Regions from separate parts of the Mus musculus genome. Here regions 1 and 3 are each linked to region 2. Evidence: chromatin loops called from intact Hi-C (ENCODE). Cell type or tissue: left cerebral cortex. All regions are shown on one strand. Links, peaks and the distances in the headings refer to the core of each region. The heading gives the core; the rest is flanking DNA. Region 1 overlaps Efcab6 (EF-hand calcium binding domain 6). Region 2 holds the start of Mpped1 (metallophosphoesterase domain containing 1). Region 3 overlaps Mpped1 (metallophosphoesterase domain containing 1).

Region 1 (10,529 bases), core at 5,096-7,595, 110 kb before region 2:
CCCGGGGTCATGGCAATTATTACTCCCGTTTGCTCAGCGTCCTGGTTCCTTGTCACTGCCGATAAATCCCCAGCCCACCCTGGGACAAACGTCTCTCTCCATCCAGTGTGTTCAGTGTCCTAGGGCACGCTGTTTTTATCTCCTGAGATTTTGGGATGTTCTCTTGACGTAGCTCCTGTTATTGACCAGGTGCCCAGACTCCATCCCTCCTGGTTTCGAGCTTTCTCATGTATTTTGTATTTCGTACTTTTTACTATGTTCAGTTTCTCCTTTTTGGACTGGGGGCCTGCACTCAACCCAGCCTTTGATTTCCTGGCTTCCATTCTCTCTTCGCTGGGGTCAGTCCTTCCTGAAGTAATTTTCTAGAAAGGTAGACAAAATTATATTTTCCTGAATTGTTTCATTCTGGGACATTTTAACTGTCCCTCATACAGCTTGTGTGCATCTGGAATCCAGGAAGAAAATAATTTTCTGGTTTTGAAGACATTGCTTTGTTATGTGCAAGCTGTAAGAAACCTACAGTGTGTAAGAAACCTTTGAGTGTGTGTGTTTGCACATGTGTCTGTATTGTGTGTACATGTGTATAGAGTGTATTTTATATATATGTGTGTGTTGTGTATTATAGTATGTAACTGTTTCATAGGATATGTGCATGCATGTGTGTTTATGATATATGTAGTAAATACTGCGATGGTATATCATGTCTGTATGCATGTGGGTGTATATGTGGTATATATAGTATATGCATGTGTGCAATATATATATGCATGTATGCTATGTATGGAATGTGTATGTTGCCTCATGCATGCATGTGTGTGTGGTATGTGTATGCATGTTTGTGGGATGTATGGAGTGTTTGTATGGAGTGTGTGTGTATGTATGGAGTGTGTGCATATGTTCTGTGGTAGATGTATGTGGGAATGGAGGTCCATCCAGACCATCTTGAAGTACTCACGTGTTCTCTCCTTTAAGAGTCTTCTCTCTGAATTTATTTCCAGCTGAATACGAATTCATGTGTTCAATGAATAAATCATGGGAAAATAGACACAGATAAGTAATTAGTTAAATGGTTCCAAGAGTGTCTTGTTAAAGTGTAGTTAGACTCGATACTTTTATAAACCACACAGAAAGACCCCAGACTCTCTGCTCTCCACCCTTCAATGGGTGATCAACTTTCCTGCGCATGGAAGTCTTAATAAGGATCCATCACTTAGTCGCTTGTTCCTCCTCAAAGACCCCTTGATGATAAACATCTTGCTATTGGTAATTACGTGTGGATTATTCTTTCCTAGGTCCAAAATAGACTTTTCTAAGCCCTAGCAAGGAGTTTCGCATGTGTCTGCTTTATTGCTGTATCTTAATACTGAGCTGGCAGCTCCTCCCTGCGCATGAAGCAGCACTGATTGTCTGTGTCCTTGTGTCCCTGTCACGTGATCCAAGCCAACGCAGGCAGACGAGGCTGCTCCGCAGCTGCAGCTTGCAAAGCATGGCTCTCTTCTCCTTTAGAAGCATCCCAGTCACTGGAAACTTCCCTTCTACCCCGGCTTCTAAGCTTCTCTCCTTGGATGCTCGCTCCCATCCAACTGACAGAAAATGCAGGCACTCAGGGGCCCCCCAAAAATGTAATCACATTAGTAGCAACCTTTTGTTTCGGTGCATACATGTGTGTACATACACATGCATGTTCTGCCTACCTCTTCTTTTTTGAGACGGAGAACTGGATTATAACTCACCAAGTAGGCTGTGCTAGCAAGCCTCACACATCCATGTCTTTTCCATCTCTACACTTAGCCCTTTAAAAAACAAACAAACAAACAAACAAAAAGAAAGAAAAGAAAAACAAATACAGGTATAGGACCAAAATCAAATCTGTTTCTTATCGGCAAGCACTTTCCCATCTGAACCGTCTCCCCAGCCCAGGAGCGGGGACCATGAAGGCATGAGACTTCTGGCGTCTTTAACAAACACCCCCGAGTGCTCACGGAGAAGTCTTAGACCTAACTCAAGTTATCCTTTCGGAATTTAGAGGGAATTGTTTCTCTGTCTGAGTTGAGGGCGTGAAGGGGCTGTCGTTGCTGCACGGATGTCCTTGTGGGGACATATGCTGAGATGGAATTTTTAATAGAGGAAATACTAAGCCAGATAGCGTTTGCACAATACCCTGGGAGAGCTTTTGGCTTGACAACTCATTTCAGCCAGGCTTGGGGAAGAATTTAGTGTCTCTGCCTCAGTTCCCCCAGCCGTGTGCCATCTCTGATATACTTCCCTTCCGAGTCCCACTTCACCCCTCCCTGCACACCCCCTAGTTAAAGCCTCTGCTGTGTCAGGGACTCCCTGTCCAGCTTGTAGCTCAGCTGGCTGCTGCCCCGTTATTTCCACTATCCTCATCAGGTTGTCCTCCCCACAAATGCCCCAGCAGTGCACTGGCATCCATCTTTTACCCAGCAACCCTTGCTACCTCTTGCTCTCTGAAGCTCTGAGCCCTATTGCCCAGCCATCAGGTCTTGTGTCTTCAGGACCGGGCAACCCGTGGCCTCCCCTCTGGGGCATCCCTCAGTCTCCTTTGTTCCTCCTTGTGGTGACATTTTAAGTATACACATCAGAAAGCAGCACCTGTGGGCATGTCCCAGCAGGGTGGGCACCAACCTCTTTGAATCATTGTCTTTCCCACACTGCCTCTATCCTCTGCAACTGTTTGTTGAATGAATAAGCAACTTTTTTTTTTCTCAATGACTCTATTCTTTTCTTTTGTGGGGAAGCTTGGACGTCAGTGTGCATAACAATCACATCGACCCTGTCGAATTCCTGAGAGCGCTTGAGATCAGCTGGGCCAGCAAAGCTCGCCCAAAGGAGAAGGAGGAAAGCTCGCCACCGCCCATCAGCTTCTCTAAGGTGACCCCAGATGAGGTGATAAAGACCATGCAGGAGGTGGTGGAGTCCTCCCAGCCTGCTTTGGTGGAGGTATGACAGTTTGCAAAGAGCCCCATCTTGTAAAACTCACATCTCCATCCCTCTCCTGGGGGTCGGGTAAGGGGGGACTCCAAGCTCCGACCCCTGTGACCCCACTACCTCTCTCCAGTCTCCTGGGCATCTACTGAGTTTAGATGAGATTGCTGATTGGAGCAACTATGTCTCCACTGTTGTTCTGCAAAAAGCTGCCCTGGCTCTGTCCAGCCCACTGATGTGGGTCCACTAAACACCAGGCAAGCTGAGGCCACAGAGGTCAGGCCAAGGAGACAGAGACGCCCGGTCTTATGCAAGGGGTAAGGTGAGGCCAGAACCTCTGGCTATGTCCTTACCTGCACTTTGACACATAGGTGCCCACATTCCTAGACAAAGATAATTTGTTTTAAAGGACAGAGAAACTGGATGATGGTGACACACATATAACCCAGGAGCCTTCAGTGTGCTCAAGCAAGTGACCCATGGGGATGAGTGACATCAAAGTGGCCGTCAAGAGGTTGAACAGGACAGGCTGTGTTACAGAGACTGTTTGGGGGGGGGCACCCAGAGGCCATGGATCATCTGAGGTGAAGGGTGTTCTACCCACTGTCCTATGGGTGACCCCATGTGCCTGATGGGGTACCTTGAGTCATGACAGTGTCTCTGGAAAGAGTGGTTGGGAACTACGCTTCTGAAAGTGTGTCCCCAGCCTGGTTCACAGGTGGGTGCTTGAGGTGGGCATACCAACCCAAGGTGACTATAGTCGGCTCAGACTAACAGATTGTTAGAGGCAGCATGGGCCACGTGCACGAGGAACCACGAGGAAGAATCCTCCCCTCCCCTCCCCCACCCCACCCACAACACACAGCAGTGTCTTGCGTCCACACCAGGAGGGTTCTGTGCTGATGGAGGCTTCCAGTGCTTTGCAGACAGCCACGCCTCTGCCTGCAAGGATCTCTGGTGGGGTGCCACCCCCTCCCCCGTGGACTTTATCTCTCCCAGAGCATAGTGTGCAGGTTGGGGGTCATTCTTCCTGTTCTACAGGAGGGGAAACTGAGGCTGAGGGTAAGTGAATTTGCCATAGCCTCACAGGTCACAGGGCTCTGAATGTGGCTGGAAGCAGAGAGGGACCAGCCCATGCCCTCTTCTCCAAATCTGGGAAGCCTAGCTAGGCATGCTGTCTCATGCCAGTTGTCACATCGCTTGGGAGGCTGAGGCAGGAGAATGGCTGCAGGTAACAGACTAGCGTGATCTATGTAGAAAGAACCCTGTCTCCTCTGGGAAAGGTCTGTGGAGGTGTTTGCCTGAGATGTGTTACTACATTGCTTACCACCAAGGTTAAATTAGATTATAAAGCCCTCACAGACACAGAGGCTTCCAAGGCCGCCTCTAGATTTAGATTTAAATTTGGACGTGGTTTGGTTTGGTAAACGAGATCCACCTACTCCCTCAGTGTAAGGGGGTTAATGTGGGAGCTTGGATCCAAAAAGGGGCGAAGCAATGGGGAAAGAAGCAGAAAGGTGGGTGTGGACTAGCCAGCTGGGAGATGCGCCAGGACTTGGCCTCTCTCCTATAAAACACGCACTGCCAATATCTAGCTCTCTGTGAGGACTTAGCATCCAAGGTCATTAACCAGAAGGAAAGGGGAAGGCAGCTTCGTGGTGCAGTATCCCTGTGAGCTACAGGAGGCCTGGTGTTCTCAGGCTTGTTGGTCTCAGGACTGGCCAAGTCTCCCAGTTTCCTTATATGGGCCCTTCCTTGGAACACCATGTAGGAACAGAGCTCTCATGTTCAGGGTTGCTTATTCTTTGGGTCTCAAGTGACACAGCTTAGCATCTCTTGGGATGTTTGTGAAGCTAGGGACCATGGGCCTCAGGGAGGAACCACAGTGGTTTCTTCTTTGTGTGGCTCAAGGTTCTACAGTGGAGAGTACAGCAGGTGAGCTGCAGGGGTGGGTGGAGGCTAAGGGTAGGGAAGAGAGGCTGGTTCAGGATGGCCACCAGAGGGGACGGGACAGGACATGCAAAGACATGGCTAAAAGCCACTGCAGATGCCACACACCTGTCTTGTTTCTAGACAACATCACAATACTATACCCTCACAATGTTTTGTAGATTTCAAAGCCCTTTCCTATTTAGCTTCCACATCATAGCAGGCTGAGTTTATACACAGACCCCAGGGAGCTTCAGGCCCAGACCCTAGGAGTAGCTGGACTCACGTTGCTTCTTGGGTTCCCAGGACATCCTGGTATCATCTCCCCATATCACATGGCTTCTAGCATCCTGACAGCACAAAGCTCCTTTTGCTTGGATCTTCTTCCAAGACGACTGTGCCCCTGGTGCCCACATCCCTGTACTTCCCAGCCAAAGACTCACTCACAACCGCCCTCAGCTAGGTCCACCTTGACAGAGAATGTGCCGAAGCCGAGAGAGAACAAGGACTTAGCTGAACAACCCCAGGCCAGGCACTGCCCCTCTGTGCCCTGCTGTGCCCATCTGTGCCCCCTCTGTGCCCTACTGTGTCCCGATGTACCCCGCTGTGCCCCGCTGTGCCCTGCTGCCTCAATGGCTGCCTGAAAAAGCTCTGTGGTATTTTGCTTACATACACCCCCTGCTCCACCAAGGTGTGCCTAGCTTGCACAGAACAAAAAAAAAAAAAAAAAAAGAGCTCAGGAGAGCTGGGCTCGTGGGCTGCAGGCACATTAAATTTTTACTTTAAAAGAAAGCATCTTAATCTACCACCCTGATATATATTTCCCTGTGCAATAAGAATGAATGATTTTGTTTCGACAGATGGAGAAGTGTGTGCATACTTTTTATAGCACACTTTTACACCTTTGCCGTTGACGGCTGCACGACTCGACCCACAGTTTGTCATGATTCCTGCACACTTCGACCCGCAGTGTCAGGATGACGGCTCCACTCGTGGCGTGGGCACAGCCCCTCACGCATAGGCTGGGGCATTCATTGGCCAGGAGCATTTGCCAGTTTTTCCTCTGCTTTTGCGATGTTTCAGGCCTTCTCTGCACTGGATAAAGAGGACACAGGGTTCGTGAAGGCTATGGAATTTGGAGATGTCCTGCGGAGCGTATGCCAAAAGCTAACGGATAACCAATATCATTACTTCTTGAGGAGATTAAGGCTCCACCTAACACCCAACATACACTGGAAATACTTCCTGGAGAACTTCAGCACCTTCCAGGACGAGGTAAGGCGCCCTCCCTCAAAGCAGCTCACAGGGACAGCCGGATTTCGAATGTCGTCGTTAAAGCAACCCAAGTGAAAATCCGTGATGAGACTGTGTGGAGTGCTGGGAGGGAAATTGTGTCCTCTACTTTGTGTTTTCTTGCTTTAAAGAAGCCTGGGAGTTTGCTTTCACTTGCTGGCTTTAGCATTCAGAGCACCTTAGATCTCAGAACAAGATCTGGCATCCAGAGAAGTGAGGCCCACTGAGGCTGGGGCAAGGGCTACACAGGCAGAGCCCTAGGCAGAGTGGAACATGGAGGTGTGGTGGTCCTGAGAGAGAGATGCACAGGTGGAGGTAGAAAGTCCCCTGGAGAGCAAGGCAGGCTGCTTCCTATGCTATGTAAGTGGCTCTGTGTCATTGACAACAGCTCTAGCCTAGGTGACACCATTCCACAGGGCAGTCTGTACTGAGAGAGGGTGGGGGGGGCACAGTTGCTGTGGCCCTGCCCTTGATGGAGGAACAAAGGGAAGCAGCGGATACTCCACAGAGAGTTCGCACTGGCTGGGGCTAGCTGTTTACTGTCCTCAGTCATAGCCACCTGGTTAGGCACCTCCTAATAATAGGCCAATTTGAGAAGTGAGGACTCTGGCCCAGAGATACTGGGTGATCCCCTGCCGCAGTCTCCCAGTCTCGGGATTACAGTCATGAGCCAGCATGCCCAGCTTTCTCACTCATGTTAATATGTCAGCTTTAGTTCATTCATATAATCTGTTATAAAGCTAATCTCCATGTTAAATGGAAATACTCCGTCAAGAGCATGCTAGTATTCTTGCATGTGTTCCCATCCTCCTGTGGGAGCATGTAGGTTTTCTTTTTTTCCACAATAGACAACCCCCTGTGCCTGTGTCCTGTGGCACACATGCATACATATGCACATATGGGATGCATGTCTGTAAACACACATGTGCAAGCATGCACACACACTGCTGCTCCATGTGATGCTGCCTGCAGTCTCTTAGGTGGCTATGCAGTGCCCACTCTTGTGGGTGGCACATTAGGCTTCCTGGTGCTCCATGGCCCCACCAGCCCTGTTTTCAGCCATATTAACCTTGCCTTGGTTTTAATGAAGTCAGGCTGTGATGTTAGGCCCTCTGTCCCCTGGCTGTTATAAGGACCTCCTCCTGCTCTGTGGCATGATTTTAATCTTCACACATGGTGGCCGTTGCTCTCCCCCGTGATTGTGCTTTTTGGCGTCCTATAAGACTGTTTGTTGTACAAAGCGGAGAAAAGACAATACTCATGTGACACCCCCCCCCCCCCCCCAGTGACCGTGACTTGTCAGTACAAGGAAGCAGCGAGCTCCAGATGGGACAGGGTGAGGGAGATGGACAGATTGGCTCCACCAAGTATTGCCCCAGCCTGTCCTGCCTGCTAGGAGGGCAGTTTCCAAGCCAACGCCTAGGTGCCTCCCTGAAGACTGCTTTTCCCGTTCTGAATGCATTTGGAGCTATGCAGAGTAGAGATGACGCTGAAGATGTAACTGGGTGTCTTGGCCTTTTCCACTTTTAGGAACTTCCCATTGTCGCTCTTACTCCTGAGCATTTAGAGCATTCCCACTCTGGCCACTGTGATGTATTCTTCAGCAAACACTCTCCTTTGTAAATCTATGTCCACATTTTACACTTTTCAACGTCTATGCAGTGTGTTCATATGTGTGTGTGTGTGTGTGTGTGTGTGTGTGTGTGTGTGTGTGTGCGTGCTTGCATATATGAGCACATGTGTATGTGTGTGCATACACGTGGTGGCTGGAGGTTGATAACACATGTCGCCCTCAATTTCTCTCCACTGTACTTCCTATGGTTGGGTCTCTTGGTGGTCAGCCAGTCTAGCTAGCCAGCTTACATAGTTTCTGTCTCCCGGGGTTGGGAGGGGGGGGCGATATCATAGGTGGGTCACTACACCAGCCCACTTTGTTGTTGTTCCTTTTTTTAAATTTGAGAAAATCTCATAAGTACCATATTTACATAATTTCCAACCTTTCCACCCCTACTCAACCTCGTGTCCTTCCCACTCCCTCTCAAATTCATGACTTCTTCTTTAATTATTGTTACATGTATGTATATGCATATACATAGAGACAGAGACAGAAACAGAAGAGAGACAGAGGGAGAAGGCATGTTGAGTCCATTTGGTGTTGCTTGTGTGTGTATGTGTTTAGTGATGGCTGCTTGGGATTAGATAACCTATGGAGCTCATCTTTGGAGAAGTCTGGTTTCCCATCTCTTGGCAGCCATTAACTGCCTGTACCCTGTCACCTAGGGAGTGGAGTCTTGTGAGATTCCCCCACCCATAGTGGCATGTCCACCGATGTAATCATTCAGGTCTTGTTTGGGCAGCTGTATTTTTGAGGTCTCATGGCTGCAGCTTCCCTGTCGTATGTAGAAGACACGTTCTCACAACCCACAACCCCCAGACCCTATGTCTACGTTTTGTGGAATCCCAGAGCAAAAATATCTGGGGTGAAAGAGCAGGAATATCTTTATCGATCTCGAAAGCAACTCCCCATAAGATATTTTTAAAACAATTCTGTGTATTATATTACATCAGCTGAAATCATCATTGTTGAAGGTGGTTGGATGTAGACAGTGCATATGGCTCCAGGGAACACCTGTGTTCATCATACACTATTTAGCCTGAACTCATAGCTTTCAAGGGAAGAGTTGAGACTGTCTCTCTGCTCGGCAATATGGCTTCTCTCCAACCCCTCTCCATGAGCCTTTCCAGCCAGACTCTCTGCAACAGGGTTTGAGGTCTGCTAGAGGATTTCAGGACTCTTGTGATTGATTTCAAATTATTTTTAATTTTAAAAATCATGTCTATTTGTATGTGCCTGGGGTGTCTGTATACACACTGACCAGAGTGGTTAGAGGTGTGGGATCTCCTGGAGCTAAAGTTACAGGAAGTTATAAATCACTTAGTGTATACTCCCTGCCTTCCAAAGTGCTTGCTCCAGCCTAGGGGACAGGGAACAAGGCCTAGGTCACGTGTCTGATACTAGGGTGTCCTACTGCAAAACAAGTAGGAAGCTGGGTACAGGCCTGGGTGAGAGGGAGGCTCAGAGGGAAAGGACCTTCCCAGAGAGAGGAGTGATCAAGGCATGTCAGCATAGAGTCAGTGGTGTGTGGGAGGAGGCAAGCCCTGCAGGGAAGGCTGTCATGGTTCTGCCAGGCTTGGGGTCCTACAGTTCTTGAGTAACTTGATGGAAAGTGGAAGTGTCCAGGTGTGCTCGGGCTAATACAACAAAAGAGAAGAGGAAGAGCCCTTACCTGGGGGGAGGGCCGCTTTGGGGGGGGGGGGATCTGCAGTGTCCTGTCTTGGGTGCCATTATGTCCTTACACCGGACTCAGCAGGGGGCAAATGCCACTAGGCCTCTACCTGAGGCACTTGGAGCCCCTCACCTTAGCTGATACAGCAGTGGTTCCCAACCTCCCTAATGCTGCAACCCTTTAATACTGTGCCAACTTGCTTTGGTGACACCCTACCATAAACTTATATTTTTGTTACTTCATAGGTGTAATCTTGCTACTAGAATGAATCATAATTTAAATATCTGATATGCAGGATATCTGATATGTGACCGCCAAAGGTGTTTTGACCCACAGTTTGAGAACCGCTGTATTATGGGCTCTCTTTACAAGAGTCAACCTTATCTCTAGACACACTTTGCCCAACACCCTGTGAAGGTTCTAGAAGAATGGCCAATGAAGTGATGTTAAAAGTGCTCATCAGGGGAACACTGGGAAGAGCCAAGGCCACAAAGGCAGCTGTTCCCACCCTCTGTACACCTTCCTTCATCGGGGAGTGACTGTACCAACGTGAGACTGGTCTACGGGGGTACACCAGAGAGGTAGCCGAAAACCCCAGTCCTGCATATCTCCCAGAGTTCCGAAGACCCCTGGCTGAGAGCATACCTAAGTCCAGGTGAACCAAGAGATTGTCGTTTACCAGACTGACAAGCCGAGTCAGGGACCACAGGTTTAAAGCACCACAAGGTCCCCTGTGAAGGGGGACACAGCAAGGTGCCATGTGGGTGTTCAGTTTGTCCTCTTTACTCGCAGACGAGGGCAGGAAGCAGGGACACAGAGACCACCCAATGTCTCTCGAATGGCTAGGGACTCCCCACTCCATGTGACTGGGGAACTGGGGGAGAATAGACTTTTGTCACTCAGCCTGCTACAGCTTAATCACCAGGAGGGAAGAGAAGTCAGAAGTGGTAGGGCTGGGTAAAGTCACTTCAGCTCATTAAGGGGACACCAGGCATTCTCTCCCTCTAGGGACACAGGGGAGACAAGTAATTAAAAAGAGATTACTGAAGTGTAATTAAAGAAGCCAGCATCTTC
Region 2 (10,529 bases), core at 2,624-5,123:
ACTGCATCTCACTCACACACACACTCACACACGCACAGCTCACACTCAGTACTTAAGGGTGTTGGGGACATACGTGGCTAAGGTGGAGGCGAGGCACGGAGGTCTTAGTGTCTTGACACACAAATCCGCTTTCTGAAGAAATTAAGTGTGGACTGAAGCTCTTGTGGAAATCTATTAGACGCCGCTGAGGAATCACCACGTCAGCACCGACAGGGATCCATTCAGGAGTTTTGGGGGGTGGGGGGCTGCTTCAGAGACAAGCTTGGGTCTAATTTTTTTGTGCTCATTTGGAAATTCACAATTAAGGATTAAACTTCTAAAGTGTAATCAATTAACTAATGTGCCCAAATGACAAACCTACAAAAAGGCCAATTTCATTCTCCACTCCCCTACCCCGACCACGCAGGAAACCAGGGGTGGGCGTGTCAGGGGAGAGCACACTGACCTTTCCCACAGATGCCCGAGTGTCCAAAAGCACTTTGTTACAGAGGAGGGAGCAGGCACCATGTGGAAAGGGCTTGCATTTCTCAGGTGTGGTACATTCTGCAGCTTTGCGGGCTGGAGCTCGGTACATTAAAAAGAAAAAAAAAAAGACAAGAAGACGAAATGGAGAGGAAGGGAGTGATAAGCCTGTTGGAAATGGGAAGCAGACATCATTTCTCCTCAGAGCAACGGAACGAGCCCGGTGGTGCTCAAAGTCCCTCCTCGTGCACCAGTGCCCAGCCTCAAGGCCTCACAGGAGAAGGGATGACAGGGGGAGGCTGCAATAGGCAGGTGATCATGCAGGTATCTGTAGGGTTAAGTGAGGAAATGCAGGGACCTGGAGATCACAACCTACCAGAAAGGGGAGAGAGAGAAAGAGAGACACAGAGAGACAGAGGGAGACAGAGGGTCAGAGACAGAGTACAAGAGTGAGCAAGCTTCCACATACGTTGAATGACCAGGTTCTGACATTTTACTGGCCAAGTTCATGGAAGAGAAACCCACAAAGAAGACCTCTAACCTCCAGTCACTATTTGAGTTCCAAGCAAACATATAATCTTGATTTGTTAAGGGTTTTTTTGTTTGTTTGTTTGTTTGTTTGTCTGTCTTTTTTGTTTGTCAGTTGATTTTCGGGTTTGTTCTCGGTTTTGTTTTAATGAAATTGGGGTTGCCCCATAAGTGTTGAAAAAATAGAAACAGAGCATAATTAAGCCTTCTTTCATTAGAGGAAAAAAAAATTGAAGTAAAGGAAACCATTTGTGCCAGGGACATACTGGCCAGCCAGGTCACCAAGACTGCTACAGTGAGCTGAATGACTCTGGAAATTGCTTCTGCCTGGTGCCACCTCCGAAGAGGGGCTCGCTTTCTGGTTGTTTCTTTTTCTCTCTTCCCCTAGGAGTTGCTTCGGCTTCTCACTTCTTAATCTCCTCTTCAGACACAACCTGAACAATATCAGTGGCAGTCTCTGTACGATGCTAGCAGGAGATGTGGTGATGTGAGGGTAGTCACACAGCAGGCATCGGGATGCAGGGGATGGCCCACCCCATGTTTGGTCTAGCCAATGCTAAATGGACCTTGCTTCAGAAAGTACCATCTTTGCCTGCCTTTCTCCCTGGACCCTGAGTGTGAGATGTATCTAGCCACAGAGGGTGCAAGCATTGTGGTCAAAAGAAGACCCTGTGAGCAAGCCTGCCTCTCACCTTGAGGGGCCAGCAACTTTGTTCTGTGGATCAGGACGTGCCTAAGAACCTATTTCTGGGCCTGAGCCCCAGAGAAGCCAGGGCTACAGGCCCCTTCAATTCTGAGGTGCAGACAAAGGTTGAATGGAAAGAATTTCAGGAACAGGAACATACTGTAGGGAGGCCACATGCAAAGACCCTTTTTTTTGTTCTGGTGAGGGAGGGTTAGTGGGAGAGACGTGTCACGTTATCACTTCAAGGATTTTGACAGACAGTTCCGGGATGAGGGAGAAAACTCCACCCTTAACTGCTGCACTGGGGACTTGAAAGGCATTCACTAACCTCCGCTAATTGCATGTTTTTCTGTGTGTCATATTTACTTGTTGGAAGTCTTGCCTGGCCCATTCATTTCCTCTACCCCACTATTCGTGATCACTCACAGGCCTGAGGTTGGAAGAGCGAAGGCATTCAGAGAGATTAAACGCGGCCGACTACCTTTTGGCAATAGCTTCCTCTTTTCCATAGGTCCAGGACCTGCTAATCCCACCCACCCCCACCATACCCCATTCTCCATGTGCTCCTTCAGTGAAATCCATCTTCCATCCTTAGTTGTTCAGACAGTGGAGGAAGATGTGTCCTGTATTCGATGAACAGACAAACCAGCTGCTACTGCCTGGGTGGACGGTAGCAAGTTCAAGAGGGAATAAATGGACACACTTTGGATGGATAAAGTATTTAGCAGCCCCATGGGTGTACCAAATATTTTTATAAAACTGCTCTACTTGAGTGCGGGCTCCATGGATCTAGCGGGGGGGGGGGGGGGGCTCCTCCCTGATACAAACTGGGCCCTTGGAGAAATGCTCTCATTTGCCGTCTCCTGCATAAGCCTAGACCTGGTCCAGTGGTGCCTAAATTTGAGGCATCAGTCTGGGTGAGAGTGAGCATCCGTAAACACCACACCACACAGGGCTCACACCTCAGCTGCGTCACGCACACACCTCACTCGGAGCCGACCCTCATCAACGTGAAGGAATCTAATTCACTCTCCAGATCTTCCCAAATTCCTTGGGCTGAGGAGCAGAATCAGAAGGCATCCCTACTCGGAACCATTTCCAAACACACCGATCATAGATGTTCAAGACTAAAACGTCGTCTTTTGAGCGGCCGTGAGCCAATTAACACTGTTCCAACTCTCAGAGAAATTGGAAGAGACACAACCATTTCACTGAAATCCATCTTGAGCAAAAGGGGATTTTATAAGTGTTGAGGGGCTGCCACTCGGAAAGCCAATTTGCAGGGAGACGGGTGGTGCGCAGATTAGTATGCATGCTCCCACAGAGCAGTCCCCTGCAGACTGCGCCTCGACTCATTCCAGACGCCTCCCTGTGACCACCAGCTCCAAAGCCTGGTGTTCTCCTCTGCCTGGGTACCCTACCCAGATGGTCTCCTAATGCCTTGGCTTCTAGCTGAGATGGAGCAGTCACCCCAAAGCCTGTCCAGACTCCCCCCAAGGCATTTTTAGTCATGTGCCAAATACTACTGAAGTTGTTTTAATTTTCCTTTGGCCAAGGCTAGTTGGGGTGTTAATATGGTTAGTGACTGATCCCCACCCCCAACACCCCCCTAATGTAGCTGATCCCTGCTAGCAAGTCTGCCACAACCATTCATAAACCGGCAAGGAGCCCAACCATTCAATGGTGCCTCACTTTTGTTCGCCGGGTTTAATTTTATAATTGTTAACAGTTCGTTCTCCTCCCAGCCATTCAGGGGAAGAAGTGGGGGGGGGGAGGGCTGCAATTCTGAAAGGATGCTGAAGGAGAGGGGACAGTCCAGTAGTGAGGAGGAGACAATCCTGCCAGACTAGCTGGACATCCAGGTCCAATGTGCTCTGTGTCCTGACCTCAATGAACCACTGAGCCTGGGCCCAGAGGGTCAAGAGAGGATGGAGTCTCCAACCCCTAAGACTGGCCTCCTAGTCTCTTTCACATAACATCACTCCTCTGCCCCTGCCTAAACCCAGGAAGGCTGTGTTTGAATTCTCTCTCCCGTAGCATGTCCCAAAATAAACACACAGAGGCACCTTTCGGCTTGGGCACTCCATGAAATACTGTCCTGAAGGACTGGGTGCTGTCTGATTAGTCACTGAAGCCTCTGAGGGGGCACAGCAGAGAGCAGTAAGTGTGTTGAATGAGTGAAGGAAGGATGATGGATTGATAGATGGGTGGATGAATGGACGACACATGGGTGTTAGTGAAGTTCCCGGCAATACCCAGCAAAAGTAGCCACTTGACCAGCATCCGTCCCCTTCTCACCCCTCACCTCCAAGTGTCAGCAGAGGCTGGCAGCACACAGTAGGCTCTCCACAACAGGAGGTGGCTATTGTTACCACCCCCATCATCACTTGCACCCCACCAGCCCTCTCCTCCCACCGGCTACTCCAACAGCAGTCAGCGGCAGTCGACCAGCCTGGGAAAAGTTTCGCTGACCGCGCGGCCCCGGCCGAGCCCCCTCCCGCCAGCCCCGGCCCCGCTGGCTGCGCAGCGGCGGTAGCCGACCCGGGGCCGCGCGCCCGGGGCAAGGCAGAGGCGGCCAAAGTAACTTTACGGGCGCCGCGGGGCCCCCCGGGTGCGGGGACAGGGTCCCAGCCGCGCCCCCTCCGGCCCGCCGCCCGCGCCCAGCCCCGCTCGCACTCCCGGCCCGGCCGGGTCCTACCTGGCCCCGGGCTCCTCTTCGGCGGCCGCGAGCAGCAGCGCGCGCGGAGGGCGGCGGGGGCCCGGCTCCCGCGAGGGCGGCGCGCAGGGGCGGGGGCCTCTGCGCCGCGCGGCCGAGGCTGCGAGTGGGAGCCAGACTCCTCCTTCGCGGGGCGGGGGGCTCCCCGCGCCCCCTCCCCCTCCCCCGCCCGGCTCCGCGCCGCCCCGGCCCCGCGCGCCGCCGCGCCGCTCCGCCCGCGCGCCCGGGCCCCGCAGGAGCGCGATCGCGGCCTCGGGCCCCGGCCCCGCGCGCCCTCCCGCCCGGGTCCCGGCCGCCCCGGCCGCGCCTGGGGCCTCGGCGCCCTCCCGGGCCGGGAGCCCGCATCCCGCCGCTCAGGGGCCGCCCCGCGCCCTCTCCACGCAGCCCCTAGCCCCGGCCGCCGAGCGCCTGGAGAGGGGAGCGGGGCGGGGCGCCCTCACCTCCGGAGCCGCGCGCCGCGCTAGGCACCGCGTGCAGGGGCATGCGTGGCTCCTTCTCGGTGCCCGGGCACCCGCTCCGCGGTTAGGACCCCAACCTGGGGCCACCGGGGTCTCTGTCCATAGAGAGATGCGGACACCTCCCCCTCCCTCAACTGGATCAGGCCAGGGTCCTCTTGTTGAGCCCCTTCTGACTCCCGGTCTCCCAGCCTGGTCTCCTGGGTGGCCCACAGTGGCCTCACCTAGAAACCCAGTACGGGCAGGTAAGCCAGTCTGGAAGGCAGAGGACCTAGTGCTAGGTTTCCAGGAGGCCCTGTCCCGGGAGGCAGAGAGAATGAGACATAGAGGTCTCTCCAGTGCAAAGTTTGAGAGGCCAAAGACCCCCGACCCCTGACCAGGATAAAAAGGAGTCCACAGGGCCTAGCTCTGTCCTGGGCCTCTCCCCACAATGGAACTTAGGAGGGAAGTCCACCCAACATCCCTTAACCAGTATTTGTGGGTTCTACTTGCTTATCACAGAGCCTACCATCTCTCTCAGATGATTAGGGTCAGACCCGCAAGGGCACCTCAGTTGGCACTTGGGGCTTGGGTTGCTCTGAAGGAGAACCCAGTCTTGTGAGAGAGGCAGAGGGAGATATGGCACGTGTGGGAAGAGGGGACAGCCACCTGGGGTGGCTTCCTGAAAGTGGAGATGCTACATGGGGTAAGATCATGCCCAGGCTGGGGAAAAAAACCCTTCTAGATAGAGGCTGGTACAGGCCAGGGTCCTGGGCAGGGTGGGATGCTGAGGCTCTGTGGAGCTAGAAGAAAAAGAAATGGAGGTAAGGTTCTTGGGCGCTTGGCTAAGCCCATGGAGTTTGCTAGGGTGTTAGGGAGCCGTTGAAGGTTATGGCCAGGCCTTGCTATGACCAAGCTTGTGCTTTGAGAGAACTCATTCCAGCATCCCAGACAGGGAGTAGGTCTGGTTAGGAAGAGGCTAAGGAGGAGAAACTGATGGTGCAGAGCTCTCTCCCAGTGGGACCCCATAACTCACCCTGTAGACCCTTCCCTCCTAAGACTACAACACCACTTTGTGCTTCAGAGAACATCCCTGCCTACCTGAGAGACAAGGCTGCAGCTCAGGACATCAGCAGGCTCTCCCTGCTGCCTGCCAAGAACAATGGCACAGCTGGGCATGGCCTTTAGGGGACAAGAGCAGAGACAGAAGACATTCTTGTGACTGTTGTCCCCCCAAAGGCTGGATTTCTCCCAGAGCTCAGTTCCCAGAATACCATCTCTTACTGTGCATCTATTGAGCACCCACTGTATGCCTGGCACTCAGCCTGTTTGGAACCAAGTGTGAGCTTGCCACCAAGAACCCGTCATCACCTGCATCACCTCAGACCCAGGCACTCAGCTTGAACACACCCTGCCTTAGGTAACCTCCACTCCTCTCCTGGTCCAGGCTGAACCAGGAGAGGAGTCCTGGTCAGGCCCTAGGATCGGATGCTGTATCAACAGGGTCTACTAATTATTAGTGAATGGCTCTAAATGATGCAGGGATGAGGATCATGGAGTGGGCAGGACAGACTCGCTCCTAAGTGAGCAGCCCATCTGGGCAGACAGCAGCAGACATTCTGCGTAATAGAAAACTAACACTTGTTAGTCTTGTTCATGGAGAGTGATAAGAAACAGCACCGGATCCCCACTGCTGAACCAGCCAGGGAGGTTCCTTCTGAAGGGAATCATTTTCTAGGTGCCTACTGTGTGCTGGAGACCCAAGGAGAGGAAAGAAAACGAAGGTAGACTCCACCCCACTCAGTAACCTCCTGTCTCTTTCTGCTAGCCTCAGTCTGTCTAGATCCTGATGCTGTGACACAGGCCTCATCTGAGACGTCCATGCTCAGAGGCCAAGAATGAAAGGGCACTCATAGCCATGGAGTCCTGACCCTCCCCCTCCCTGTGCCTAGTTCACTGTGCCGTGACCACTCCCCAACTCCTGAAATAAGCCTTGGACTCAGAACTTTGATCTCTCTGTCAGTGCAGTTGATCGACGGACTCTACCTCGATGACAGTGCACTTGGCAGGCAGTTGTCACCTAACCCTGTCACAGTTGCTGCACCATAAGCTTTAGGTACCAAGTATGGGGATCTAAATTCTAACCTCGGATTTTTGCTAACTTGTCTGGGACCTTGGGTATTCTGCTGTTTCTCTAAATCTCCATGTTCTCATCTTGAGGAGGAAGGGCTATGGCAGAGAACTGGACAAAGTAGGGGAAAGACCCTGGGGGCTCCCTGTAGTCATCTTTAGGTAGAATTTCATGGTGAGCCAGCTAGACGTCTCAGCTGGGAACAGTGTTTGCTGCTAAGCCCAAGGACCCGCGTGGTGGGCAGAAGGAGAGAACTGATCCCCACAAGTCATCTCTGACTTCCACATATGCACTGTGGTGCACACACGTACTAGACAGATAGATTAGATAGGTAATAGATAGATGATAGAAAGACTAGATAGATTAGATAGGTAATAGATAGATGATAGAAAGACTAGATAGATGATAGACAGCCAGACATAGGATTGCATCAGGCCACAGGAGTCCCCTCAATACCATAGTACTAACCTCATGTGACCCATGTAAAGCTAGGTGAGAAGTAGCTGGGTATTTCTGGACCGGGAGGCCACCCCTGTCATCTACAGAAACTAAGAGGTCACATCCAATGGCTCACAAGGAGACAGGTCCTGGCAACTGATGCCCTTGGAGTCCACACTTGCAAGTCACTGATGGATGGCTTTGAATGTTGGTACTTCTGTCCTCAGGCCCTCCATGATGTCTGAGTCCTCCGTGGCTGTTAAGGAACTTTCCCAGCTGCCTTGTAGACAGCTTATTTTTGCAACAGTCTGGCATGGATCCCAGCAAGAGACAGCCTCTCCACAAAGGGGAGGAAGCCTCAGTTGATGGACTAAAAAACACTGGGGGGGGGTGTGCCCCAAAGGTTTCAAAACCTGTCCAGCTAATAGAGAGTCAAGTTGTGAGGACAGCCTTCACGGTACAGTCCTGTTCCACCGTCTCACAGTCCTGTTCCACCGTCTCACAGCCCTGTTCCACTGTCTCACGGTCCTGTTCCACCATCCCTTTTATTCTATTCTGATGATAGGCAACTCCTTCCTGTTCTTTGTAAGCCCCCAACCTTCCCAGTCAAGTTCTTTGGGTCTCAGCTGAGCTGTCCAGGGTCCTGGCTAAGCCCAGCCCTGCCCCAAAGACTTCTCTTGGTCTCTCTTCTACACACACAGACACACACACACACACACACACACACACACACACACACACACACACACACACACACCTGCCTCCTTGAAACCAGAAGCTGTGAGGCTGGGCCAACCCCTACAACACTTCGACTCTCAGGCTTCGGTAGCCATTTCTGAAAAATGAGAGCAACCCAGAGCAGGCCAGAACTCATGACCAACCGTAATCACAACCTCAGGGCCTGGCAAAGACACAGAACTGGAGGAAAAGGGGCACTACACTGCCCCCGAACAAGGAGCCCTGGATAGTGTGGCGCTCTGAAGCTAAGTGGCTGCTACTCCCTGTTGACCAGTGAGGGACACTGGCTGGGGAACACAATAAGGGCAAAGAAGAGGTTTCAGAGTGCCTGGGGTTGTAGGCCGAGAGAGAGACAGAGAGAGAGAGGGAGAGAGAGAGGGAGAGAGAGACAGAGAGAGAGACAGAGAGAGCCAGCCTGAGAGGTGCAGTAGAGTGATTCTGGGTTCTGGGTGGGGTAGCTCTTGAGTCAGTCTTTCCAGAGAAAAAGCACAAGGGGTCTAGTGATCCCAGGGCTGCTCTGGGAAAGACTGTGAGTACCTGCAGGCTCCAAAAGTAGAACAAAATGTCCCCAGTCACACATGGCTGCTGTGCCTCGTGTGACCCCACTGACTCTGGAGAAAGTGATTTTTTCCTTCTTTCTAGAGGAAGATGCTTAACCAAGGGGAGGAGCTTGTGGCAGGCTGTGCACTCCACAGTGCCCCAGCTCTGGTTACTCTTGTGCTCCACTCCAGGGTGAGCCAATGGGGCAGTCAAGAGGATCAAAGGAGGACACATGGGTCAAGTGGCCACTGCTGAGGTGCTCAGTGTTAGACATCTTTGTCTTTGCTGGGAGGCCCCTTCTGGTCATCCCTTGGCTGCTGCTCACCTGGCCACCTGTTTATTATTCATTAGTGAGGGTATACACACTCACACACACACATGCGCACACATACACGTGCACACGCATGCATGCGCGCATGCACACACACTGAGGATTCAGTATCCTCCATCATCTTCAAAACTAAACCCTATATTAAGGGTAGATGATATAGGCCACAAACCCTCTTGAGTCTCTGGGAAACTGCATCCACCCTTTCTGAGCCTCTGAGACTTGAGTGGGATTGAGAGCCAAGAGGGCAGCTGGGCTGGCCTGGCATCCAACACTGACAGTCACCAGGAATACCCTGGAGCCAGTCCCTGCACTGCACAGTGCTGTCCCACCCTCTCCTGCCAGAAGTCCCTTCTACCACCATTCTGGGGGAGGCAATAGAACCAGCCGGGGACAACCCTGCCTGAGGTGTCAGACAGGCTCAAGCCTGCCTCTGGGTCCTGGGCCAGGCACTCTCGTGTTGTCTCACCTGTAATAAGATGCCTGTCTCATAGTCTGTGCCAAGTGTGCCAGGCACGGATTCGGAACTGCCTCAGGCTCTCCCCCCACCCCCAAGCACCACAGGGAGGGCCCCAGGAGAGCCAGCAGGATCTGCCTAGCCCTCCCTGTCCCAGCAGCTCTGTGCTAGTCCCTATCAGACCCCTGACTCCATTCCCTCCACCCAGAAGGTACTCAGTGAGCTTAAAACTCCCCAAGGAGGGGGCCCCAGTAAGCACCCTACTTCCAGAGGTGTCCGAAATGTGAAATGGGGTCTAATAGACAGCCATTGATCCATAATGAGAGAGGTAAAAAGAACTTATTCAGGGAGGGTCAGCAAAGCTAGGAGGACACAGGAGAGGCCAGAGAAGTCCAGCTGAGCCACAACAAATGGAGACCTGTGCCTCTGCTCTCCTGCAAGACACACCTGCTGTGGACTCCATTCCTGGTGCCCAAAGCCCCTCCAGGGCTGAAATGCTGTTCTGGGATCTTCCTGAGTTTGTTTGCTCCCGGACTCCTTCAGCCACCCTACAGCTACCCCTCACTAACTTGGCCACACGTCCTTGGTCTGTGTCTTCTCTGGTGAGAGATATGTGCCATCAACCTGTAGCTGGCTGAGACCAAGAGCAGCCCTTGCTGGGTCAAACTGGCATGTGGTAGTCTTCCAAACTCTAGTTTGAAGGGTTCCTAGCAACAGGTTTGGATCTGAATCACCAGAAATGGGAATCAAGAGACCCTTGCACTCCAGCCCATGCTAGCCCCCACTACACAGATAAGGTAAACTGAGGCACGGTTAAAGAAAGCCGTGTAGGGTAGAAGCCCTCCTTTTCCAGGAACAAATAGCCCCTGAGATGTCAAGGGGGCAGGGCTAAAATGTGTGTTTTCTCAAGGGCCCTGATGCTGCCCCCAGCTCTGATTCACACAGATAATGCCAACCTTACAGATGAGGTCAGAGGACTGAGTGATAGAGTTGAATGGGGTGCATGGGGACCCTCACAACCTCCCATGCCACCCCATGTTCTCCTGATGTGATGCTGTGGGAAGTGAAGGGG
Region 3 (10,529 bases), core at 3,373-5,872, 61 kb before region 2:
CGGCAAGTGATTCGTCTCAGACGTTAATCTTGAGTGGGGAGACGGAGCAGGCGCACAGCAGCCTGCTAGAGAGGACAGGGGCGGTACAGAGGCAGTGGCTGGGGGTGAGAAGCAGAAGATAAGGATAGGAGGGAGAAGGGGAAGGAAGTGTGGTGTGTGTGTGTGTGTGTGTGTGTGTGTCCTTAACAGTGCACTTCCCTAGTCCACCTGTGCCTGTGGGTATATGAGTGTCTTTGTGTGCATGTGTGTGTGTGTGTGTGTGTGTGTGTGTGTGTGCGCGCAGACATGTGTGTGTATCACAAATGTGTGGGTAGGCTTGTGTGTTTATTGAATATATGTACATGTGTGTAGGCCTGTATGTTGAATGTGCATGTGTGCACAGATATGTGCGCCATCAGCTCAGAAGGGTCTGGAAGTCAAGGATACTTCCTGTTTCAGATCCCATCATAGACATAGTGTGTCAGGTCTGGGATACTGAGAACCAGGAAGAGGGAGGGGTAGTGAAACAGCAGTGGACATACTTTCAGGCAGGGTCTCTGGGGACCTGAGCTGTGTCTTCTGCTGCCCCCCCCCCCAGAGAAGGACTTAAGCCTAGCTGGTCATATAGGCAGTTTCCTGAACAGACAGGTGGCTCCTTACTACATGCCATCTGCAGACAATGACAGATAGTACTAGGTGGCCTTGCTGACCACCCCCATGGCTCAATGCGCAGCAGCTGCCTCTCTCTCTCGTTTGCATGAAAAGACTCAGCCATAGGAGGGATAGGAGCGGAAGCCCAGCCTATTCTGCCGTCCATGGGGCCCACTAGAGAGCCAGGCCAGTGTCAGGGGGAGGCTACCCCATACCAGCACCGGCTGAGGCTAACACGCCCCAGTAGAGTGACCCACATGCCTGCCTCCTCCCAGGTCTGAGATCACAGCCAGTCCTTTCAGCATCCCTGTACATCCCCAACTCACTGGTAACACAAGATAGCATAGTCCTCTCTGTCCCCTGAGGACACAGAACAAACAGAGCAGGTCGAGGGAAGCCACTCAGGGCCTGTCTGGGTCCTGAGGAGAGGAAGTCTGCTTCAGTTGCCTGAACAAGCTATGAAGGCCGTAACCTCATAAAGCTACCCAAAGATCCAGGACAGCTCATGACAGATGCTGTATGGGGACTTCAGTGGGATGGACCTTAACATTAGTAAGACAGCAAGATGCCACCAAGCCAGGAAAGGACTGGGCTTTCAACAAACCTTCCTCAAGCTGGGCCCCCAAGGGCTTCAATAAAAATAGACCACAAAGCTCACACCCTGACTCCAGTCCAGGCTCCTCTACCAGAGACTGCAGAGCCTAGACGTCCAGCAACAAGTCCCTAGTTCTCACTCAGGATGCCCCAAGCCAAGACACGAGCATCAGGTGGCTCCTGCTGGGCACACTCACAGACTGAGGCAGGCAACCCCCTACACTGGGCTATGCACCAAACGGGACTCTGACTTCTAACAGAGCTGCCCAGACCTCTGAGTCTCAATAGACATGACCACAATAGACACGCTAATGTCAAAAGACAGTCTAACACACACACACACACACACACACACACACACACACACACTCACACAGCAGAAAAGCACCACAGATGTGGTTTGTCAAGGTTTTGTTAAGAGAAAAGGCAAGGGTCGTACCAAGAGTTGGACATCAGGTCCTGGACCAGCCCATCACTCACACAGGACGGATGGAAGGTCCCAAGCCTGCACACAGCAGAGCAGCTAGCCGACAAGGAGACACCTGCAAGGGCTCCTGGAAGCCAGGTGGGATGTAGCCAGGGCCATAAGCAGGGATGGATAGATACAGCAAGACTCACTGTGTCCCACCAGCAGGCGGCCATAGCTGACGCTGTGACAGCCAGAGTAGTGGGGCCCAGTTCAGGGCAGTCCCTCAGGGCATCAGGATGCTCAGACCAATACTCTAGACTCCTTGCTCTAGTACCCAGGACCTTGAACCCATTCTGGTCAGATGATACGTGATTCTATACCATGCTCTTCCCCCGGTGAAAGGCATTCTAGTAGCACCTTGTTGTAGCTGTCCTGAGAGCGCCATGCTTCCCTCCCTGATCCAGCTCCCCTTGATCCTTGTGGGAACTTCCTTCATTGCAAGTCAGCTTGCTTCCTAAGACTTAGTACTTTGATCCCTAAAGTGAGAGAGTAGTGGGAACCTCACTGATCGTCCTGGGGACTGTGGTAGGACACACATCTGTCACACCGACTGGCTTTCCCTAAGCACCATCAGAGACAGACAGTGTTCCCAGGCTGCTCCATTCCAGCCCCAGGCTGTGCAGCAAGCCTACTTAACTGTACAAAGTAAGAGAATGGGACATCAAAGAGGACATGAGCGCCCACCCCCAGCTTGCCCCCAGAGGCCACCAGGCACTCGCTGTTCTGTGCTCGGCTCAGAGAGTGCTGTCTGCAGCTATCAGCTATGTAAAAGAAACCTTTATTATCCGTGCTCTCAACCCTGGGTGGCCGCAGCCAGCCAGCAGCACGATGAGACTCCAACTGTGTGCCAGGCAATGTCTCTCTCTATCTATCTATCTATCTGGCCTCTTTGAATTCTCTGTGATACAGAGACTCTCTGTGTCGCCGTCGCACAAAGCCACAGTTCTGACCACAGCCATGCTGCTGGCACTGGCACAGCAGGCTGGGTCCTCAGTCCAGCCTTGTAGAGTGCCCAACTGGCTCCTAGAGACAAGACAAGTCCCCTCCTTAGGTCTCAGGGTCCGGCCCTGACAGGAGAGGCAATCCAGCCAAGCACAGAATCCGTATCTGAGCCCAGCCACCGGGGCGCAGGTCCCGCAGCCCTGAAGCCGCTTCCCCTTCCCTAAGTTCAGCGTCTCAGCGGGTTTAGATCCCTTCTTTCAAAATACCACAAGTAATTAGAGCAGATGGGCCTGCTACGTGCCAGCTCCGCTCTCCCCCTCACTCCCTTCTCTCTCTCTCTCTCTCTCTCTCTCTCTCTCTCTCTCTCTCTCTCTCTCTCTCTCTCTCTCTCTTTTAAATCAAGGCCGTTTTTAGTTAAATGAGAACAAAAATGCATCCAAAACCCATAAATGAATAGGGTATATATGCAGGATTAAAAAAAGAAGAAGAAGCAGGATTTTGCAAAAGCTGACTCTTCCCTCTTCCTGCAGTTACTTCCATCCAAGAGCCGCCCTGGGTCATGGACATATATGCCCAGCTCTAGTTCTGGGGACCAGCAACTGTGTCAAAAGTCCCACAGAGTCACCACGTGCCCGTGAGGAAGGCAGGATTTCCCCAGATTTTTGCCCCATCTTTACTCTCCAGATGCTGGAAGAGAGCCCACCCACGTCAAAGGCACAGGGAGGCAGGCATCTGGCCTTCGGTCTCGGGGAACTAGTGAGAGTGGGCAGCGTGGTGAGCCAGGAGGCGGCATGGGCAGGCCACGTGTCCAGAGTCCAGCGTGGAATAGGAACCTAGGGAGTGAGGGGTTGGTGACGTGGGTCAAAAGGAGGCCACAGAAAGATTCGCATACAGGCAGATAGTCCAGGGAGGGGTCATGGTAGACTCCCCACTGCTTGGAATCCTCCCACCTGTGCACTCATTTATTCGAGAAACATCTATCAACATAAGCCAGGTGCCAGGTCAGGCTTTGAAGTTAGAAAGAGAGAGATTACGTGCAAAAGAAGCCCCTGGTCTCAAGTGTTCCAGTGAGCAGAGGTGGTACTGAAGAAGCCCGTTGTTAGGGTGACATAAGACACTCCTGTCCCACTCTGAACGAGCTGGTGGAGTGAGGGGCTAGGGCTGACCCAGGCCCTTGTGGAGACAAGATGGCAGAGAAGATCCACGGTGCCTGTCAACAGTGTCCACAAGGAAAAACACAAAGTGGGACCACACACATCCCGCTCACTCACACCAAGTACCCCCATTTCCAGTGACACCAGTGTCCAAGCCTGAAAAGCCAGCAGCAGGCTTTTTTGGGCAAGGGAAAGAATCTCCGGGGTCCAGGGAGCACAGATCCCATCAGCGGGACACAGGAAGCACTTGCCAGGAAGAAAAGTGTGAAGCCGTCTAATCACACCCAAGTCCAGGGCTTCTGCCCATCTCGTGGCTCTGTAAGAAGGCAGAGCAAGAAGACAGAAGGCGATCTGTCAAGTGTCAAGTGACCAAGGACGCATGTTCCGCTCAGAGCACACTAAGCCTCTCTAAAAACCAGTAAGAAAGAGAAAGAACAGAGCTGGCCAGGGGGACAGCTCAGTGGTAAAGGGAGCTTGCCTAGTGTGTCTGAGACTCTGGGTTTCATCCCCACACCACTAAAATCAACCAAAAGACAGACTCTCCTTGCCCCCAGATAACAGACGAGGCAAAAGACTTGAGTACTTCAGAGAGGAGGAATGTAGGCGGCCAGAAGCCATGGAGAGGCTCCAAGGCTCACGGCAGCACCAGCACCCACTCTAGAGCAAGGAAAACCTACAGCCTTATGTTACAAAGTGTTGGCAGGGGTACAGGTAAGCAACTGCTGGCAGGGGACATCACTTGGCAAACCGACTTTGCCAAAGAAATTGGAGGGCTGGAGAAATGATTCAGTGGACAAAGCCCTAGTGGATAAGAAAGGAGCAAGAGCTCAGATCCCCGGCACACACGTAAAAGCAGGGAGCATGTGGTGGCTACCTGGAATCGCTGCTGGCATACAGAGCCCTGCGTGCATACCCCCCTGTGACAAGCAGATCACTACCTGTTAAAGCCACATGGGCTCTCATACTGCCATCCTGTATATGACAGAGTTCCAGCTCTGAAGCTGGGGAAAACATCTGAACTCCACGTGTCAGCCAATGTGACTGGGGAGAGAGAAGAAATAACTTTACCACTCACTGTGTGCTGGTTAGTTTAATCACCAGCTCGACAAAATCATCTGGGAAGGGAGACTCAATGACAGACTGACTGGAAAGGAGACAAGCTACAGGTATGTCTGTGGAGCTTGTCTTGAATCACCTGAATTCAATAACCATCCATCACTCTCTCCCACCATGAGCTGCCCTGAGGGTAGCTGACCGGTGCCAAGAAATTGACCGTGTTCACCTCAAATCTTAGGACACGGTTGTGGGGAAGGGTTCATCCCACACACCTAACCAGGTCTGGGTGGAGTCTGTAGCTAGGCTACGAGGTTCTGAAGCTATGAATACATTTTTAAAGGCTGGTTTATACCGTTTCCATGTGTGTGGTTTCTAGCATCCTTAGGACACCAGCCACTAAGGCTCTCTTCCTTGGAAGAGTAATGTACGTACTGAGACCTCACATTTACCAGCCAGACAATGAACCTCGGGGAGGCTGTTCAGCTTGGCCACTGCTTCCACAGCTCAGTGGCAGGACTAGGACCTGACTCCTGGGTGACAGGGCTGGATCACCAGGCCAGGAATGTATTGGCAAGATGCACAGAGGCCTCATTAGCAGAAGCATGGTGATGGCTGCCCCCAGGCCCTCCAGAAGCCATGGAATAGGAGGGGGAGGTCACCTGTAACCCACAGGCGCACATCCCCAGCAGCGATGCACTTTCTGGGTGAACATCTTTCTGATGCAGAGTGAGGCAGGATCCACAAAGCTTTCCTGGAAACGAGCCACAGGGAGGCAGCAGGTCCCAAGCATGTGGTCCTCAGGTACTCCATCCCTGGAGGGATCCTGAGGGATGTTACTCTGGAAAACCTGGTTTCCAGGACCTTGGGGAGAAAGGTAGGGCAGGGATGCCAGCCAAGGACCCAGGGGTGGAGGCTCTGGCTGCCCAGCCTATGGATTCTGTTTCTTACTGTGACCCATACAGGGTCTGAAGTAGTGCCACAGTGCCTACAAGGCTGACACCTCGTCCAGCCTCCTGGCCTTTGCCTGTGACAACCACTCCATTCCCCACATCCTTAGCTCTGTGATCTCTTCAGTTCCCAGATCTCTCCATGGGGGCTTTTCGCTGACCCTAACTTCCAGGGCTTCTTCCTGAATCAGGAGATAGCTGCTGACTGTGGTTTGCCATCAGGGCAGGAACCCAGGACAGCAATGACTGCAATGGTGAGTTCCTGCCAAGTCCATGGGGCTTGGTGGGAGCCATGTTCTCAGCAATTCTCATGGGCGGCTTGATCCATCTACTGATGATCCAGGAGAGTGATTCTCAGGTCTCCATGTCCCCTAGGACACGCAAATGGTACTTAGGAAAGTGCTGCATGACTCTGACTCCAGAGAGGGTAGAGCTCACCAGGAGTTGGCCAGGAGTCTGGGGGCACTTCTGTCTTGAAAACCCTGGCTGAACCATGTGCCCACCTGGACTTCTTCTTGCCTGTCTATAGAATGGGGTTGTTGTCAACCTACCCCTCATCTGGCATAGGGCTCACCCCTTCTGAGCATGCCCCCTTAGATCATGAGTTACAAGGATCACAAGCCACTGATGGTGCTTACCTCGTGCCAGGCAGAGCCACACAGACCTCAAGCCCTGCTATACTGCAGTGACATCATCTCCCCATGGCACCGTGGGTCCAGAGAGGCTGCCACAGTTACCCAAAGTGGTTGGTGGTGCCTTGATCTGTGCATCCCGTGTTTCAGGCACACTGCTAGAGACAGGGCTTCACCAACACACAGAGGGGAAGGGACAGCTGCCAGGACTAATTCTGTGGCCCCACAGAAACAGAGCCAGTCACCTCCTGCCACCTGACTCCAGCCCCAGGTAGCTTCAGAGAAACAAGCAGAATGCTGCACACAGAGCGGCCTTGGGGCTGTTTGTGTCATCAGGCCAAGGAAAGCACGGTGTGTAAGCACAGCCAGGCTGGGGATGTGTGTGCCCCACCCCCTGAGCCACCCTCCCTTTATCCTAGTTCTAAAGCCTGATCCAGCGGGGAGGGAACATCGTGGATTCCATCGTGCCCTCTCAGGAGCACAGCACAGCCTCCTGATTACCCCCTCCCCCAACACACACCCTACTCATTTACTCTGCTCACCAGCCTGGGCTTCCGCTGGCACAGGTCTGCGGTCAAGAAGAAGGCAAGGCCTGGGGGAAGCCAGGACTAGAGAGGCCAGTCATGTCCACAGTGAAGGTCACACTGGGGCCACTGGTGGCCAGAGCTCCAAGCATCAGGACAGTGATTGAACTGGCAGCTGGGCTCACCCAAGCCTCACCCTCTTGGCTAGTTCAGTGATGGCTGATGAGCCGTTCCCTGGAGAGAGGAGTGCACACCTAGGGAGCCCTGACGCTGAGTTACTCAGCTCTCCTGAGCCTGGCTGCTGGGTGGTGTGTCTCCTCCATTCCCCTCGCCCTCCTTACTAGACCATGAAGGAAGGGCACACTAACAAAGCAGGTCTCCATCCTCTGAGCACTTATGGCAATGGCCATAGGCTCAGGGGAGCCCTCTGACACCTTATAGCCACCACTGGAGGAGGGCACACTGCCACCCCATTCTGTAAGAAAGTGGGCTAAGGCATAGGAAGGTCACCCAGTGATGCCCAGGGCAACACAGCCCACAAAATGTGAGGCTAAAATTAAGCTTAGGGTTTCTTGGTTTTGGGGGGGGGTTGTTTGTTTTGGTCTCTAAGCCATGCCTCTAACCTTTATAACCTTCTTTTTAAGGAGCTGTGTGTGTGTGTGTGTGTGTGTGGTGTGTATGGTGTATATGGTGTGTGTGTGTGTGTGTGTGTGTGTGTGTGTGTATAGGTATGTGTGTGATGTGTATATGGTTTGTGTGTGGTGTGTAGTGTGTGTGTGTGGTGTGTGTATGGTGTATATGGGGTGTGTGTGTGTGTGTGTGTGTGTGTTGGGGCAGGTTGTAAACCACAGGGAAAAGAGACCCAGTCTTGATTCTTGACCTCACACTCGGAACCTCCGCCTCTCATCCTGATGGCCCCACCCTATTTTGCCCCGCCCAGATTGTTCAGGCCTCAGGACCCAAGACTTTGCTCAAGGTGAGCTTCTCACACGAGCAGGCTTCAGATCAGCCTTTGCACCCTGTCAGGCAGCCTCAGCCTCCTTCTCACATCCTTGCCCTTGGTTTCGAGTCCCTCACATCGTTGAGTGTCCAAAAACCTTCAGAGGCAGCAGGAGAGCATGGAACCCTTGAGCATCACCACCCCAGGCAGAGACAGCAGGCTCCTCCTGGGGCAGAAGAATGAGTCAGGCTGGCCCCTCTCCCATCCCTGGGGCTTCATAAGATCCACACAGGCCCTATCCCCACCTCGGCCTCAAATCACCAGGGGACACCAAACACCACGGCCCAGGGTTCCCCAGATGTGTTGTGTTTTCTTAGCTCACCCAGAGCCCTCCACAGTGCCACTCCCTCCCTGCCCACGCCCATCTCCTCCCATGAGGCTGAGGTCATCCATCTTCTCTGGGGAGCTTCCTCTCACCCTGCCAGCACTTCACACCCTGTGACCACGCAAGGGCCAGTAGATCTGCCCACAGACTATTGACATGATGCCACAGGCGGCAGCAGAATCACCACCATCTTGTTCATTACCTGATCCTTATCACTACCACCAGCCTCACCGGCGACTGCCATCATCACCAACACCAGCAGCAGCAGCGTCACTGCCATCATCATCAATATCATCACCAACATAACCATCATCACTATCATCTACACCATTACCAACTTCATCGTCATCGTTATCATCACCATCATAAGCATCACACCAACATCATCATCACCATCACCACAGATCTCCACCATCACCATCGCTGTCCTCAGCAGCACTGTTATAGTCAGTTACCATTGCCAAGGACACAGTGACCATCACAAAGCAAGTCTGGACCCGTGGTCACTTCGAGCACCACCCAGCAGGGTGAGTTCAGAGCAATGGCCCAGTCAGCCACTGTCTCCAAGAGAATAAGGGTTCCCTGTGCATTTGTTTTTTAAACAGCTGCTGTCCCCATACAAGAAAGTGCCCCATGGGACCGTCTGATGGTCCCAGATGCCTTTCCTCAATTATGTGGATCAATTGTCTTTTCCAACAACCACATGCCTTTCTGTGGGAGGACAGAAGACAGGCAGAAAGGGAAGATTCCCTCGTGCTGGAGGCGCGTGTTTGAAAGAAAGCCCTGCAGCTGCAGCCCTCCCCTGCTGAGCTGTGCCATCTTGGAAGGTCCGTACTCTCTCCCAGCTCCATTTCTTTATCGTGAGTTGGAGACAATACCACCTGCCTGCATGTAAGACAACATATATATATATATATATATAAATGTAGAGAATATAGATGATATTACCCTTCCTTGATTACCCTTCCTTGGTTCCAGATGGGGAAACTGAGGCCCAGGGGGTGACAGTAGCCTGCCTGAGGTCAAACAGATGGTGAGAGTGACAAGACCAAGTCCCAGATCCTCCTGTTCTCATTGCACCAGCCCTGAGCCTCAACTTTGGGTCCCAATGCCCCTGTAGGAGACTGGAGTTGCCACCACCCGCTTGCCTCGCCCTAACAGCTGGTGAAGGTGGGGGCCGATCACACTCACCACGGGGAGCCGTAGATCCGGAAGCCACGCACCGTGACCTCTGAGTCCTGCAGGTAGATGCAGTTGGTCAGCAGAGACTGCACGTTCTCATAGTTCTCCGGCTTCAGCTTGGACACGGACGGGAAATAATAAAAGTCCTGCTTGATGAGGTCGGCCATGAACTCCTGGTCGAAGGTCAGCTCGTGGTTGCCCGCAATCACGATCTTGTACTCATAGGGCAGGCTGCCTGCGGGGTGGGCATGCACAGAGATGCTGGCGGCCCTTGTGGAAGCCACAGGGCCACCAAAGGGAGATAGCTGGGGACAATCACTGGAGTCCCTCGGCAGGGGTACCCCACTGCCCCATCCTGACCTCTGAATCGGAGAAGGCAGTGTCCCAATCATTTTCCAGGCTCAGCCTGCCTGGCCTTTACTGACCATCAGTCCTTGTGCACAGAGCAGCATCCTTCCAGGACCTAAGCTGCCTCAGTTTTCTCTGCTTCCCTCCCTTCTGTCTACCTCTGACTAGAAGAAAACCTCCCAGGGCCATCAGCCTCAGCTGCCACCAGTCTCTCAGCTTTCTCCACCTTAGGCTATCACTCCTCAGCCTACACGTGCAAGCTCTTGGTAGAACCCGGTTCAAACCTTCAGAAATGCTGCCCTCAGGGAAAACCCCAGTGCCCAGCAGCATCCGCATGGAATTTGCAGTCAATACAAGGTTCTGGAATGCCCAACCTTTTGCACACCATGGTCTGATGTCATCTGCAAGGTTCAGACCCAAGAACCACACAGCAGGTTACAAACAAACAAACAAACAAACAAACAAACAAACCCCAGGAGGCTAACAGCCTCAGAGTGACCAGCGGTGCCCACCTACGGGGCATCCTCCCCGTTGGCCCAGAAAAATGCCATTCACCCTGCCCTCATTCAGTGCCCAGATCCCACATTGCCCAGCCCTCTGCCTCGGTTGCTGCATGAAGGAAGCTGTAATGGCTCTGGAAGCCCTGGTTTGAGTTTTAAAATAAAATGTTGGGCTGTGGAGACAGCTTAAAGTGTTTGCTTTGCTCTAGCCCCAGAACCCGTGCTG

What was found. Peaks named below come from ENCODE experiments on the same cell type or tissue, not always from the same donor. Only the 100,000 strongest peaks of a DNase experiment are listed, where the experiment ranks them.
Region 1: a loop joins it to region 2, with 2.0 times the contacts of the local background. A loop is called at or near these places in 2 of 42 quality-filtered maps.
Region 3: a loop joins it to region 2, with 6 times the contacts of the local background. A loop is called at or near these places in 6 of 42 quality-filtered maps.

The regions. Positions count from the first base shown.
Region 1 is chr15:83,888,384-83,898,912 of GRCm38, reverse strand. It overlaps Efcab6 (EF-hand calcium binding domain 6), which reads left to right. Exons shown (of 32, transcript NM_029946.4): 25 at 2,760-2,961; 26 at 5,959-6,150. Among named protein-coding and RNA genes, the nearest start is that of Gm41372, 34 kb to the right of the region's middle. In left cerebral cortex, for the core only: no CTCF peak of the experiment used is centred there; DNase peaks (open chromatin) are centred at 5,812 and 6,168; H3K27ac peaks cover 263 bases.
Region 2 is chr15:83,773,952-83,784,480 of GRCm38, reverse strand. Mpped1 (metallophosphoesterase domain containing 1) reads right to left here and starts at 4,458. Exons shown (of 7, transcript NM_172610.3): 1 at 4,374-4,458. In left cerebral cortex, for the core only: no CTCF peak of the experiment used is centred there; DNase peaks (open chromatin) are centred at 2,932 and 3,757; H3K4me3 peaks cover 2,184 bases; H3K27ac peaks cover 2,058 bases.
Region 3 is chr15:83,835,434-83,845,962 of GRCm38, reverse strand. It overlaps Mpped1 (metallophosphoesterase domain containing 1), which reads right to left. Exons shown (of 7, transcript NM_172610.3): 4 at 9,465-9,690. It overlaps Gm41370 (a long non-coding RNA gene), which reads left to right. Exons shown (of 7, transcript XR_003951468.1): 5 at 8,499-8,800; 6 at 8,999-9,164; 7 at 9,252-9,482. It overlaps Gm52172 (a long non-coding RNA gene), which reads left to right and starts at 9,701. Exons shown (of 3, transcript XR_003951469.1): 1 at 9,701-10,529. In left cerebral cortex, for the core only: no CTCF peak of the experiment used is centred there; DNase peaks (open chromatin) are centred at 4,467 and 4,790; H3K27ac peaks cover 2,399 bases.